2 separate regions of the Homo sapiens genome follow, and region 2 is linked to region 1. A link is an interaction called in ENCODE POLR2A ChIA-PET data of the cell type or tissue named here. Cell type or tissue: A673. All regions are shown on one strand. Links, peaks and the distances in the headings refer to the core of each region. The heading gives the core; the rest is flanking DNA.

Region 1 (7,301 bases), core at 1,778-6,777:
ATACTTGATACCTTTCTTTTCCTCATTCTAACTCACATACTTCCAGTCCATCAGCAAATCCTGTCTTTTCTACCTCCAAATACATCTTGAAGTCTTCTGTTCTTTATCTGCATCACCATACTACTCAAGTCAAGCAGCCATCATCTCTTCACTTACACTATTGGCCTCTTATTTTATTTAATTTTTTTTGAGATGGAGTCTCACTCTGTCACCCAGGCTGGAGTGCAGTGGTGCAATCTTGGCTCACTGCAACCTCTGCCTCCTGGGTTCAAGCAGTTCTTCTTCCTCAGCCTCCTTAGTAGCTGGGACTACAGGTGCACGCCACTACGCCCGGCTAATTTTTGTATTTTTAGTGGAGACGGGATTTCACCATATTGGCCAGGCTGGTCTTGAACTCCTGACCTCATGATCTGCCCGCCTCGGCCTCCCAAGTGCTGGGATTGGAGGCATGAGCCACCACGCCCAGCTTCTATTTTTTATTGTGGTAAACTGCATAAGCATAAAGTTGAACATCTTAACCATTTTAAGTATACAGTTCAGTATTAAGTATATTCACATTGTTGTACAACCAGTCCCCAGAACTTTTTCATCTTGTAAAACTGAAACTGTATACATACTAACAACTCCCCAAGTCTTCCCTCCTCCTAGCCCCTGGCAACCACTATTCTTCATGTTTCTCCTTTATGTTTGTATAAATTTGTTTGCTCTATGTACCTCATATAAATGGAATCATATTGTCTTTCCGTGGCTGGCTTATTTCACTTAATGTCTTGAAGGTTCATCCGTTTTGTAGCACATGTCAAAATTTTCTTCCTTGTTAAGGCTGAATAATATTCCATTGCTTATATATACCACATTTTGTTTATCCATTCATTTGTTGATGAACAGCTTGGGTTGCTTCCACATTTTAGCTGTTAAGAATAGTGTTTCCATGAACATGGGTGTAGAAATATCTGTTCAGGTTCCTGCTTTCAGTTTTTTGATGTACACCCAGAAGTTGAATTGCTGGATTATATGGTAAACTATTTTTTATCTTTTGAGGAACCACCATACCATTTTCCATAGCAGCTGCACCATTTTACATTACCACCAACCGTGCATAAGAGTTCCAATATCATTACATTTTCACTAACACTTGTTTCCTGCATGTTTTTTTAAAAATAGTAGCTATCTTAATGGTGATATCTCTGTGGTTTTGATTTGCATTTCCATAATGGCTAGTGATGATGAGCATCTTTTCATATGCTTGTTGGCTATTTGTATATATTTCGAGAAATGTCTATTTTGTTCGTTTGCCCATTTTTCATTTGGGTTATGTTTTTGTTGAGTCTGAACAGGTCTTTTTATTTTTACTTTTGTCTGTCCATTTAACTCATTCTTCACACAGCAGCACACAACAGCCAGAGAAATGTTTTTAAGATTTCTGCATTAATGATACAACAATACCTCTTACTTGGCAGCATAATACAATGAAAGTTTACATTACTTTCCCACATCACTGTGTGTGTGTGTGTGTGTGTGTGTGTGTGTGTGTGTGTGTGTTGAGGGGCACCTTTGCTTTATGCAGTCACTTGGAGCACAGGCACCTGTATCTTATGTCACCACCATAATCAGCTTTGGCTTCTCAGATTGTTTTGGAAGGGGAAGTGTGTGTGGAGAAAGATTTTAGGGTCCAGGCTAGAAGTGGCATATATCACTTTTACCCATTCAGTTCCATTGGTCAGAACTGAGTCATGTGATCTTATCTAATTGCAGGGGTGGCTGGGAAGTGTAGTATAGCAGTGTCTTAATGAAGAGAACACAGTCATTAGTGAATACTAGCAGTCTCTTTCACAGCGTGTGTTGGATTATAATTTCCTTGCTTAAAACCCTTATTACATGACTTTTTTAAAGACAGTCTCATTCTGTTGCCCAGGCTGGAGTGCAGTGGTGTGATCTCAGCTCACTGCAACCTCCGCCTCCTGGGTTCAAGCAATTCTTGTGCCTCAGCCTCCCAAGTAGCTGGGATTACAGGCATGCGCCACCACACCCAGCTAATTTTTTGTGTTTTTTAGTAGACACAGGGTTTACCATGTTGGCTAAGGCTGGTCTCGTACTACTGGCGTCATGTGATCTGTCCACCTTGGCCTCCCAAAGTGCTGGGATTACAGGCATGAGCCCCCATGCCCAGCCTACTTCTTATTACATGTAGAATAAAATTGGCCTGTGTCTCTCCCAACCTCACATTGTACCACTTTTGCCCTTGTTCTCTGGCCACATCTCTAGCCATACGGTCATTTTCTGTAACGTGAGACTTTTTTTTCCCCTCCTGGAACCTATGTACTTTGCAGTTTCTTTTGCTTGGAGCACTCTACTTTAAATATTTACATGACTGCCTCCTCTTCATCCTTAAAATGCCCACTTAAATTTTTTTTTCTCTAACTAAAAGCTGTAATTAGAGTAGCACTCATATTCTCTGTCCTTTATGGTAGCACTGTGTTAATCTTTGTCACAGCATTTTTTGCAACCTATAATTATTTTATTTGAAAAAATTTAATTTCCTCTGCTAGAAAGAGGTGTCTGTCGTGCTCACTGTTGTATCCCTGCATTAATTGGCCAGTGCTTAGGATACATTAGTCATTCAGTAGATATGTTGTTGGAGGGAATCTATTATATAGAACCGACTGAAATGGAGATAGTTGAATTTTAACCAAGGGCTCTTATGATAATTTAGGTGAGTTGCTGAAGGCTTGAGTTTTAGTGATGTCAGTGTAAATGGAACAGAAAAGGATGGATGAGAGACATTTCAAGAGAAAAACCAACACAAATTGATGTGTGACTTAAGGGGAGCCTGGGTGAATTGGAAGATAATGATTTACAATTATAATTAATAGATTGGTAAAGAGGATAGAAGAGCTGGATTTTTGGAGATGATGCATATTCAATTTTTGGAGATTGATGCATATTCAATTTGAGGTGATAGCAAGATATTTAAGTAGAAATGTTGAGGAACAGTAGCTTGGATTAGAGAACACAATTCAAATTACAGAGTCTAGGCCAGAGGTGATACGATGAAGTCATAATAATGAACGAGCTATCTAGAGAGAGGGTATATGTGAGAAGAGCAGATGGCTCAGTGGAAGGAAAATGAGGAGCCAGAAATGGAAACCAGAAGCAGGTGGCGTGGAGGGAGGGAAACCAATTTAATATAGGGGTAAGGAAACCAGCAGTTTCAAGAAAGAGGGATGATTAAGTTGGCTGCATCCAGTAGAGCTATCCCTTGTCATATGCATTTGAAAGTTCTGAAATGTTACCTTTTATTAAGTAGTTTGAGATCAGAGGGTACCTTGGGTTTTATTTATTCTATAAGAAAGTATAGCTTAATGAGAATGATAGAGTACAGCTTTGAGTTCTTGTCTTTTCTTTTTTTTTGAAACACGGTCCTGCTCTGTGGCCCAAGCTGGAGTGCAGTGGTGCAGGCTTGCTCACCGCAACCTCCGCTTCCTGGGTTCAGGCGATTCTTGTGCCTCAGCCTCCAGAGTAGCTGGGATTAGAGGCGTGTGGCACTATGCCCGGCTAATTTCTGTATTTTTAGTAGAGATGGGGTTTCATCATGTTGGCCAGGCTGGTCTTGAGGTGATCCTTCTGCCTTGGCCTCCCAAAGTGCAGGCTTGAGCCACCATGCCTGAGCTTTTTTTTTTTTCTTTTTTTGAGAGGGAGTCTCACTCTGTTGCCCAGGTTGGAGTGCAGTGGCCTGATCTCAGCTCACTGCAACCTCTGCCTCTTGAGTTCAAGGGATTCTCCTGCCTCAGCCTCCCAAGTAGCTGGGATTACAGGCACCTGCCACCACAACTGGCTAATTTTTGTATTTTTAGTAGAGATGGTTTTTCACCACGTTGGTCAGGCTGGTCTTGAACTCCTGACCTCAAGTGATCTGCCCACCTCGGCCTCCCAAAGTGTTGAGATTATAGGTGTGAGCCACTGCGCCTGCTGAAGTTCTTATGTTTTAGAGATATTTACTTAAATATTTATGGATGAAAATATTTTTTCAGGTATACACTGAAATATTTACATAAATTTTTAGAGGTATACACCGAAATATTTACAGACAAAAGTTTTTTGCTTCAAAATACTTAAGCAAGGAAACAGGAATGGGTGAGAATATGGATATTGTGGCCGTGGACAAGTGGCCATGAGTTGATGATTTTAGCTACATGATGGGTTTAAGGGGTTTGTTCTCTTCTTTAATGTATGTTTGAAATTTTACATAATAGAAATTATAAAAGGAGGGAATTGTCTTTTCCAGCTGTAATCTAGGGCACATTACTTAACTTTTTTGAGACAGGGTCTTGCTCTGTCACCTAGGCTGGAGTACAGTGGCCTGATAACTCTTCAGCTCCTTACGTAGCTGGAACTATAGGTGCATGCCACCATGGCTGGTTAATTTTTGAATTTTTTGTAGAGACAGGATTTTGCCATGTTGCCCAGGCTGGCCTCCAACTCCTGGGCTCAAGTGATTCGTCTACCTTGGCCTCTGAAAGTGCTGCAATTACAGGTGTGAGCCACAGCACCCAGCGTACTTAAACCTTTGAAGCCTTAGTTTCTTCAGTTAAAAATGGTGATATTAATACTGATTGTATCAGTTTGCTGTGGTGATTAATGACAGTGTATTAAAACTACTTAGCATACTTACTCTGTGCACTCATTGTCCAGTAAATATTTCTGAAGTGAAATACAGTGAGATAATACAGTTAGGCATCAAGGTTAAGGGGTTTGTAGAGGGAGAAAAGGTTCTGGGCTCTTTATAGCAACCTTTCATAAGAGATATGTTCTTTTTAGAATGTTATAAAGTTGGAATGGCTAACTTAAAAGCTTCCATAGACATAATATTTATTTATTTTGGCATGTTTTTAATAGGAGTTTTCTGATCTGAACGTGTACAAAAGCAGCAGTACAGTGGTATTTCATCTGTTCTAAACCACATCCTTTTACTGAATGTTATTCCGGAAGCATTTATAAGGCAGGTGCCCCTTTGAAAGACATTGTCCTTTAAAGTAGTTTGAAACTAAATTTTCATTTAACATTAAAGTCAAATGAGGGAATACTTAAGATGGAAGCATGGGTTAATAAAATTGTATTAACACTAATTTCTTAGAGCACCTGACTTAAAGTATATATTTTTTGGTAGTAACTTGGCTATAGGTAGTATATAGTTATCCTTTTTTTTTTCTTTTGCAGTAAAACTTGGTTATGGATAGTATATACTTGTCCTTTGGTATCCATGAGGTGTTGGTTCCAAGACTCCTTGCAGATACCAAAATTTGAGGATGCTTGAGTCTCTTGTGTAAAATGGGGTACTATTTACATATAACCTATGCACATTCTCCTGTATACTCGAACTCATCTCTAGATTACCTAATACATTGTAAATGGTATTTAGGTAGTTAATGCTATATTGTTTAGGGAATAATGACAAGGAAAAAACGTCTGTATATGTTTAGTACAGGTGCTTTTTTTTTTCCTGAATGTTTTAAATCCACGGCTGGTTGAATTCATAGATGCGGAACCCATAGATACAGAGGGCCAACTGTACTAAGAAATTGCTGTCACAGTCTGTAGATGTCATACAGTTTTGTCTCCAGATAAATGAGAGACCTGTGAACACAAAGGAAACTTTCTTGTATGCCTTTTCATTCTCATGTTTTTAAAGTTCGTTCATTTTTTGTTTAGGGAACTTTAATGAGTTACTTAGGCAGAGTTTGGAACTGTCCTGTAGTTACATGATCAGTCTTTTTTTTTTTTTTTTTTCCTATCTTTCTTTTTCTTTTTTTCTGAGACGGAGTTTTGCTCTTATTGCCCAGGCTGGAATGCAATGGCACAATCTCATCTCACTGCAACCTCCGCCTCCCAGGTTCAAGCGATTCTTATGCCTCAGCCTCCCAAGTAGCTGGGACTACAGGCAGGTGCCACCATGCCCGGCTAATTTTTGTGTTATTAGTAGAGACGGGGTTTCATTATGTTGGCCAGGCTGGTCTCGAACTCCTGACCTCAGGTGATCCACCTGCTTTGGCCTCCCAAAGTGCTGGGATTACAGGTGTGAGCCACTGCACCCAGCCCCTATCTTTTATATTGTGTTTTATTTCTTTAGAAATGAGGTTTCACTGTGTTTTCCAGACTGGAGTACAGTGGCTGTTCACAGGCACCATCATAATGCTGTGTGGCCTCCAACTCTTGGCCTCAAACGATCTTCCCACCTTATCCTCTTGAGTAGCGGGGACTACAGGAGTGCACCGCCATGCTCAGCATTTTTTTTCTATCTTAACATAAAATGGAAAAGTTACTGTTGCCTTTTCTCCTGATAAATAGCAGCCTAAGTAAGACTGGTAGTTTGGAATAAAGGATAAGTTAAAAGGGCAGGAAGGTGAGGAAAGAAGTGTTTAAAAATGAAGGCGAGAAGGAGAAAAAGAAGTTGAGAGATAAAGTTTATATTTTCCTGTGCCTTAGTATCGACTTGCAGTGAATTAGTTGAAAGTTGCCTTGCCAGTTACATATAATTGGTGACTTTTAAGTTATTTGTCACCTGGAACAGACATAACTTCTTTAGCATACAATTCAGATACAACTGTCATTGAATTTATGTTTCCATAAAATTGGTGGTAGAATTTTTAGCATTAGGTAGGAGAAGAGGACAGGGAAAGACAGCTGTGTCTCAGGCACTGTACTGTTTTACCTATTTTGTTAAATCCTCACAGCAACCCTGTAGGTAGGTGTTAACTGAAGCAGAGAGGTTAGATAACTTGCTCAGTGTTACACACTGATGATAAATGACAGAGCAAGAATTCAAACTGTAATGTTTCGGTTCTTGTTATCTTTTATTCATCGCCTTTATTGTTTCTTTTCTTTCTTTCTTTCTTTCTTTTTTTTTTTTTCTTTTGAGATGGAGTCTTGCTCTTGTCGCCCAGGCTGGAGTGCAATGGCATGATCTCTGCTCACTGTAACCTCCGACTCCTAGGTTCAAGCTATTCTCCTGCCTCAGCCTCCCAAGTTGCTGGGATTACAGGCGTCTGCCAGCACGCCTGGCTAATTTTTGTATTTTTAGTAGAGACAGGGTTTCGCCATGTTGGCCAGGCTGGTCTCAAACTCCTGACCTCGTGATCTGCCTGCCTCGGCCTCCCAAAGTGCTGAGATTACAGGTGTGAGCCACCGTGCCTGGCCCTCCTTGCTTTATTTTATGATTCCATTCAGTCATTAGTCTTGTCGGTTTTTAAAAAAAGGTTTTATTGAGATATGATTCACATACTATACAGTTCACTCATTAAAAG
Region 2 (7,301 bases), core at 2,302-7,301, 730 kb before region 1:
TAACACTGTAAACAAGCTTGAATGTCAGAGAATAACTCTTTGAGCCCATGTGAAAACTACAAAGAAAGGTCTTTGTAGTAATGACAATATACTGAGAAATGATTTCTTCAGGGGATAGGGAAGAGGACCAGGGTTTGTGAATGAGGCGGAGTTCACAGGAATCAAGGTAGACTTTAGCCTCATCTATAATGCATTATTTTAAAAGAATGTGTAACGGCATGTTTTGGGGTACCTAAATTTTATTTCAGAGGCAAGGTCTATGTTGCCCAGGCTGAGTTCGAACTCCTGAGCTTAAGTGATCCTCCCACCTCAGCCTCCTAAGTAGCTGAGATTACAGGCACACACCACTGTGCCTAGCTTTTAATTTTTTTAAAAAGAGAAAAGTATAAAATACCATACTTTGAACTTAGTATTTTCTAAAGCATTTCTGTTTTTTATCTATGATATGGTTATGGACAATTTATTTTTCATCTGATTCCCATAAAACTTTTACTCTTCTTCAACAAGGTCACCAATAAATTGTTTTAACTAAGAATACAATGAAATAAAAGGAATTCTTTATCCCTAGGACCATACTACACCTCCTCCCGGAAATGCAGACTTAATAAGGCTAACCAAAAAGATAAAATTGTCAGCTCTAAAACTATTACCTAAGGTAAAAGATCATTTGATCATTTATATTAATAACAAGGACTCAACAATTCAGGATGTGTCTTATTAAATGCTGCTGTTCTTTGGTGGTTTCAAATCCTGATGAAGTAAATCCAGTTACTTCAGTAATAATCTCTCAATCATCCCTCGTTAGCCATTTGTCAGCATTCCTAAGTAACTCGTGGTATAAAGAAAAATAATATAAAAATCAAGGCACTGTGATTACTCTTCCCCAGATGTATATAATACAGACCATTCAGAGCATGCTATCCCAAACTCTTCAGTATTCTACAACATAGAATTAGAAAACTATCATTTATTGATAGATTTAAGGTGTAATACAGGTTTCCAAAAATGTGGCAGTGAGAATACCAGCATAAAAAAGAGAAACTTGTGCTAAAAACAACCTGAATTCATCATTGGCAATATTACATAACAATCAAGGCCCTCACATACTAATGATTTCCACTTTGTCTATATTGCCAACCTCCCATGCATCAAAAAAAAAAAAAAACCCACAAGATTATCAAACTTGGGAAGCAATAAAGTACTCTATGAATTTTAAGATCATAATATTAGGAAAGTTTGGTCGATTTGCAAAATATATCCTCATCCATGTGTACAATCTCATTTCTAATCATTTTTGCAGTGATCATTAGTGAATAAAGAACAGATTTACAACTTTATATAGCAGGGCATCTGGGTTCAACACAAAACTGTTACAAACGTTAGGTAAATACACGTTTCATAAGACACTGCTAACACTTAAAGGAATTAAATAAAATTCCAAATCTTGGAAAGCAAATAAAGACAAGACAACTAAGAAGCATTTTCCACCATTTACTCTTGTTATCAAAAATAGTTCAACTCTTCTTGCAAAACAAAAACAAAATAGTACATACTGGACACATACATCACATTTTTCTTCCTATGGCTTTAGCCCACCCCCACCCCACCAAAAGAGACCAAAAAAAAAAAAAGAAAAAAAAGCCCAACAACAACAACAAAAACAACTCTACCTGACCACATTCACAGAAAATGACACCAGGATACACTACAAAACAGAAGGAGGTGTCATCTGCTCTGTGTCCAAAGGTTTCTTCTCCATGTCTTGTACTAGGCGAGTAACCATCATTGAACATGCTGTGTGCCAAATCAAAACATAACTTCAGCATATGTCAGATCTTACTAGAGATGGTGAACGTAGTAGAAATTGGAAATTTTCCAGCAGTATTTTTCTTTAAATAAGCACTGTCAAAGCTGCAGCTCTTCTTTTAAATCACAGGTTATTTCATTACACCTAGTCAGTCCTTGTTTTATTTGGGCTGTGCTCTTTCAAGCAACTGACTAGATTTCCCTTCAACAGAATGTTTGTGACTCACTTGTCTTCCCCATAAAAATTAACCGGAAGAAGTGCATTTAAACTGAAACATACTTTGTGCTTTACATGCAAAAGAGCATTCTAAAGAAAATCCTCCTAGCTTCAACCTACCTAAATGCACAGGCTTTATAAAAAGGCATTCTTATTAGGCCTCTATAAAGAAGCCTTCATAATGAACAGCACCCTAAAAAAAAACTAGGAGCATATTCAAAATAAAGACTGTGGCAAATAAACTATTAGAGAAAATAAGTCAAAGTGGCGGCCAGTGGCAATAAGTACAATACACAAATCTGGGCAAGTCTGGGAGCATTATTCCAAAATTATTTTAAGTAAATCCCAATTACTAAATAAAATCTTTTTATAATTTTAAAAAAATTCTGTCACATACTACATAGTCTAAATTTAATTACCTTCAGAATAAAACTACTCTCCTTCATTTATCCAATTAGAACACTGCTCAAAGTGAAGGAGGGATTTAGAATTTCTTCCCTAGAAATGAGTAACAGCTAAACATTTGTAGTCTGACAGAATTTTACTTTTTAAAAAGATTTCTTAAACATTCTAATGAGGGGGAATTTTTTTTCATAATACTGCTGATTTAAGAACTGCTACATACACCAGTAGCCAATATTTCATGATCAGAAATGGTATGATGTCAGCACAAAGGTTGAGCTGGACACATCAGCTTTCCAACAGGAGAAACATCAATGACATCTGAAGGCAGCACTGAGTTTCCTGAACTAATGGCTACTTTTCCACAAAAAAATTAGCACAATCTTTATGGACTGACTAGATACCACTTCCTTACATTTAATCATAAACTTTGATTATGCACAAAGCATGGCCATAAACAATGAGGTTAATGTTATTTTTCTTGCCAAAGTTCATTTTGTATAAATCAGTTGCATCAGCTTTGTTCTCAAACTATGAGGTTCTGTAAGAACTAAGGACATATAGTTGTAGGGTTACTCCTCCATTATCTGCAAACTATTTCCCCGACACTAACACATATAACTTAGCAATGAAAACACTTGATACAAGTGATCTATATGCAGGAGCTCCGGCAAGTTAAACCAACAGAACCATAGCTGCCGTAAAACTGTAGCTATTTCCCTACCAGGAGTAGGTTTAAAAGACCCACTGATTTAACAGTCGAATCTCATGTCTATAGCTTCATCCAAACTTTTATCATCATGTGTACTGGCAGCTAAAAACGTCGTTACTGGGGACCCTGTGACATTTATTACACTGGTGCTGGTACTAGCGTTACGCACAGCAATGCTAGTCACGTTAATGCCCAAAGTGAGCCTGGTCTGCTCCAAGGCCTTTTCTGGCACGGCAAATGCCTCCAGCTTCTTCTCCCCATTGGCCATATAGGAGTTTTGGCAGCCACGACATATACAATCTAAGCAGGCTTTGCGGTTAGAGTAGCAAGGGCAGCGTTGGCCTCGGCATGTAAGAACACTTGGATTTTGAGTAGCACGCCCACATTTACACCCTTTCTTTTCCTGGGGTTTTTTGTACACAGTCTTGGTAGGACTTCCTGGCATAAAATGATGACTAGGAATCTTTTCCTTTACTGCTTTGTCTTTTTTAAGAATACCTGGCTTGGTTTTAGAGTGAGATTTCTTGGATCCATGTTCATGACTCTTTTTCATGCTTTTAGTAGATAAAAGTACAGTTTTGCTGATTTTAGGTGTTGTGCCTCCATTGGGAACAGTTGCTATAGGTTGAAGAGAAATTTTGCTCTCCCGTTTCACTGTCACAGGAGCAGATGCCCCCAGTGTTGGGCCTCGGATAATGGTAGAAATTGGAAGTGGCTGAACTTTCTCACTGTCACTCTCTGATCTGGATCGTTTTCTATTCAATTTTGCTATCTTCGGAGTTGCTGCTGTACATGATAACCCATGAAGTGCAGGACTGGTGGACATAAAAACATTATGGCTAAGAGACTGGGAAGAAAGCTGCAGAAAAGGTCCATTGGATACAGTGGCTTCCAAGTTCGGCTGCAAATTAGGGCAACAGACCTCTGTATTTGAAACAGTTTCTAAGCTGCGGAGTACTTCCTCAACACTCAGTAACAGAGAGTCTCCAGGTTTTATATCTTCACTGAAACTGCAGATATCAATGCCTGTGGAACATAAGTCAGTGGCTACTGTGTCACAAACGGGTGGCAGGCTGTCAGACAGATCCTCAGTTTTTATGTCAACAGTATTACATACGTCAATCGTATTTGAATGTTCAGGTGAAGGAATATTTATACCAAATCTATCTATTGAAAGCCCATTATAAGTAGGCAAACCATTGATAACAGAACTGCCAATAGCAATGCTGAGGGTGCTTTCAGACATTGGAGATAAACTAGCTTGAGGATCAGTTGTGGGTTCTGAGGTTGAAGGTAAAGGGGAATGTGTCAAACACAAAGTAAAGGATGAATCTGAGGGTTTTTCTGTCTCCTCACAAAACAATGATCCATCATTAAGCAAAGCCAAAATATCAGAAGAACAGTCAACTGCTTCTATTATATCCCGTGCCAGTGTAGTCTGTGTTATATACTCGCATAGTTTTTTGTAGCAGTTCACTAGGATGCTTAACTGCTTGTTTTCCTCAAACTGCTCATAGTCTTTGCACCAGCTACAGGAAGGTTTCATCATCATTTTCTTGCCTTTACAAGTTTTGCAGACATAATGTTGGCAGGTGGAGTTGGTGGGTGCAATAGGATCTTGTAGCAAATGTCCTAAGGGGGAGAAGGAGGAAAGCAAAGATTTTAGTAAAATAAATTTACCATTTCATAAACTGAAGTTTAGATGACATAAGTAGTCTATCAAAATTGAGATGAATTAAACTCACTAGACCAGATAACAGAAAATATATCTTAGAAGAAACGGAAGAATCTTCAATTAGCTCGCTTGATTTCATGCCATATTCCCCATTCAGTTATCTCAAACCAAAATCATCCTTGATTCTGTGTCTCTCTCCCCAAGCAATACGTTCTGGTCCACCTTCTTATCCTCTTCCTCCAAAGGCTATAAAGTTAAAGAGGTGAAGATCAGACACCAGAAGCACAAACTAGGGTTAAAACCCTTTGGATAGCCAGGTGTGGTGGTGTGTGCCTGTAATCCCAGCTATTCAGGAGGCTGAGGTGATGGCTTGAGCCCTAGAGTTCAGGCTACGGTGAACTATGATCTTGCCACTGCACTCCCGCCTGGGTGACAAAGCGAGACCCTGTCTCAAAAACAAAACCAAAACCCTTTGGACCTCAACCTAACACAACATGGCAATGCTACAACATGCTGAACAAAATCATATTGATTATTTTTTGCTGGACACTGGGGAAACAGATATGAGTAAGAGAGATTTAGTCCCTGCCCTCATAAAAGATAGTCTTGAGGGCATTCATCAGTAGAAAAGTATCTTCACAGAAAAAAAAATTTTTTCAACCAGTTTTTAATGCATATATACTAATCATAAACTTTAAAGAAAAAAGATCAAAATGTCATTTCAGGCCGGACACAGTGGCTCATGCCTATAATCCCAGCACTTTGGGAGGCTGAGGTGGGCGGATCACCTGAGGTCAGGAGTTCAAGGCCAGCCTGGCCAACATGGTAAAACCCCATTTCTATTAAAAATACAAAAAAATTAACCGGGCATGGTGGTACGCACCTGTAGTCCCAGCTGCTAGGGAGGCTGAGGCAGGAGCATCACTTGAACCCAGGAAACTGAGGTAGCAGTGAGCTGAGATCACACCACTGCAATCCAGCCTAAGCAATAGAGCGAGACTTAGTCTCAAAAAAAAAAAGGCCAGGTGTGGTGGCTCATGCCTGTAACCCCAGCACTTTGGGGGGCTGAGGTGGGCAGATCACCTGAGGTCAGGACTTTGAGACTAGCCTGGCCAACATGGTGAAACCCTGTCTCTACTAAAAACGCAAAAATTAGCCGGGCAGGGTGATGGGCACCTGTAATCCCAGCTATTCAGGAGGCTGAGGCAGGAGAATCCCTTGAACCCAGGAGGCGGAGGTTGCAGCGAGCTGAGATTGTGTCACTGCACTCCAGCCTGGGCGACAAGAGCAAAACTCCGTCTCATTTAAAAAAAAAAAAAAAGGAGTTTCAGTAGGAGAGAACTATGTTCAACTACATTAAAACAAAGAAAAAAGGAGTACTACTCAACTCAAATTCTTCTAGAAAAAAATACAAAATGGAAAAAATTATATTTAAACTTATTAAAGAAAACAAAACTAGGGTATAATACTGGGCTCAAATTCTTCTGACAGATTTCAAAACGACCATGGTTTAATTATAAACCACAAGTATCCTAACTGCGACAATACAGTATAATGAAGTAGTCCCCCGACTTGACACAATTCTCAAATTATCAATGACATATACATACAAACCAAGAAGGGAAAGGAACTAGACCCAGTTCCCATCTCCACTCTTACTCTCCAAAGCTGCAACTGCTCCTTGGTTCCCAATCCAGACAAATGGTCAGCAATTACCCAAAGCGGTACCTCTTCTCATAAATCACACAAAGAATATGTTCAACCACAACAGAAATTAGAAATCAGTGGGAAAAAAAAAAATGAGAAAAATCCCCAAGTATCTGGAAATTAAACATATACCAAAATAACTTATAAGCCAAAAACATCATAAGAGAAACTGAGAAAACATTTACCAAATGAAAACACCACATATCAAAATTTGGAGAATGCAACTAAAGCAGTGTTTAGTGGGAAATCTATAGCTCTGAAAGTCTGTATCAGAAAATAAGGTCTTAAGCTAGGCACAGTGGCACGTGCCTGTTGTTCTAGCTCTCTGAGAGGCAGAGGTGGACACTCATTTAAGCCCAGGAGTTCAAGACCAGCTTGGGCAAGACAGCAAGACCCTGTCTCTAAAAAAAATTATAATACATTTTAAGAAAGCGGCTGGGCAGGGCGCAGTGGCTCACAACTGCAAATCCCAGCACTTTGGGAGGCCGAGGTAGGCAGATCACGAGGTCAAGAGACTGAGACCATCCTGGCCAACATGGTGAAACTCCATCTCTACTAAAAATACAAAAATTAGCTGGGAGTGGTGGCACACGCCTGTAGTCCCAGCTACTCGGGGGAGCTGAGGCAGGACAATCGCTTGAACCCGGGAGGCAGAGGTTGCAATGAGCTGAGTATGGTGCCACTGCACTCCAGCCTGGCGACAGGGCAAGACTGTCTGGAAAAAAAAAAAAAGACGCTGGATGCGGTGGCTCATGCTTGTAATCCCAGCACCTTGGGAGGCC

The links. Peaks named below come from ENCODE experiments on the same cell type or tissue, not always from the same donor. Only the 100,000 strongest peaks of a DNase experiment are listed, where the experiment ranks them.
Region 2: POLR2A ChIA-PET joins it to region 1 with 5 read pairs; 2 of 35 experiments call an interaction of 5 or more read pairs at or near these places.

Annotation. Positions count from the first base shown.
Region 1 is chr3:136,881,049-136,888,349 of GRCh38, forward strand. All of the region lies in intron 1 of NCK1 (NCK adaptor protein 1), which reads left to right. Among named protein-coding and RNA genes, the nearest start is that of NCK1, 22 kb to the left of the region's middle. In A673, for the core only: no CTCF peak of the experiment used is centred there; no DNase peak of the experiment used is centred there.
Region 2 is chr3:136,147,970-136,155,270 of GRCh38, forward strand. It overlaps MSL2 (MSL complex subunit 2), which reads right to left. Exons shown (of 2, transcript NM_018133.4): 2 at 948-4,769. The coding sequence ends at 3,178. Among named protein-coding and RNA genes, the nearest start is that of MSL2, 45 kb to the right of the region's middle. In A673, for the core only: no CTCF peak of the experiment used is centred there; no DNase peak of the experiment used is centred there; H3K27ac peaks cover 2,589 bases.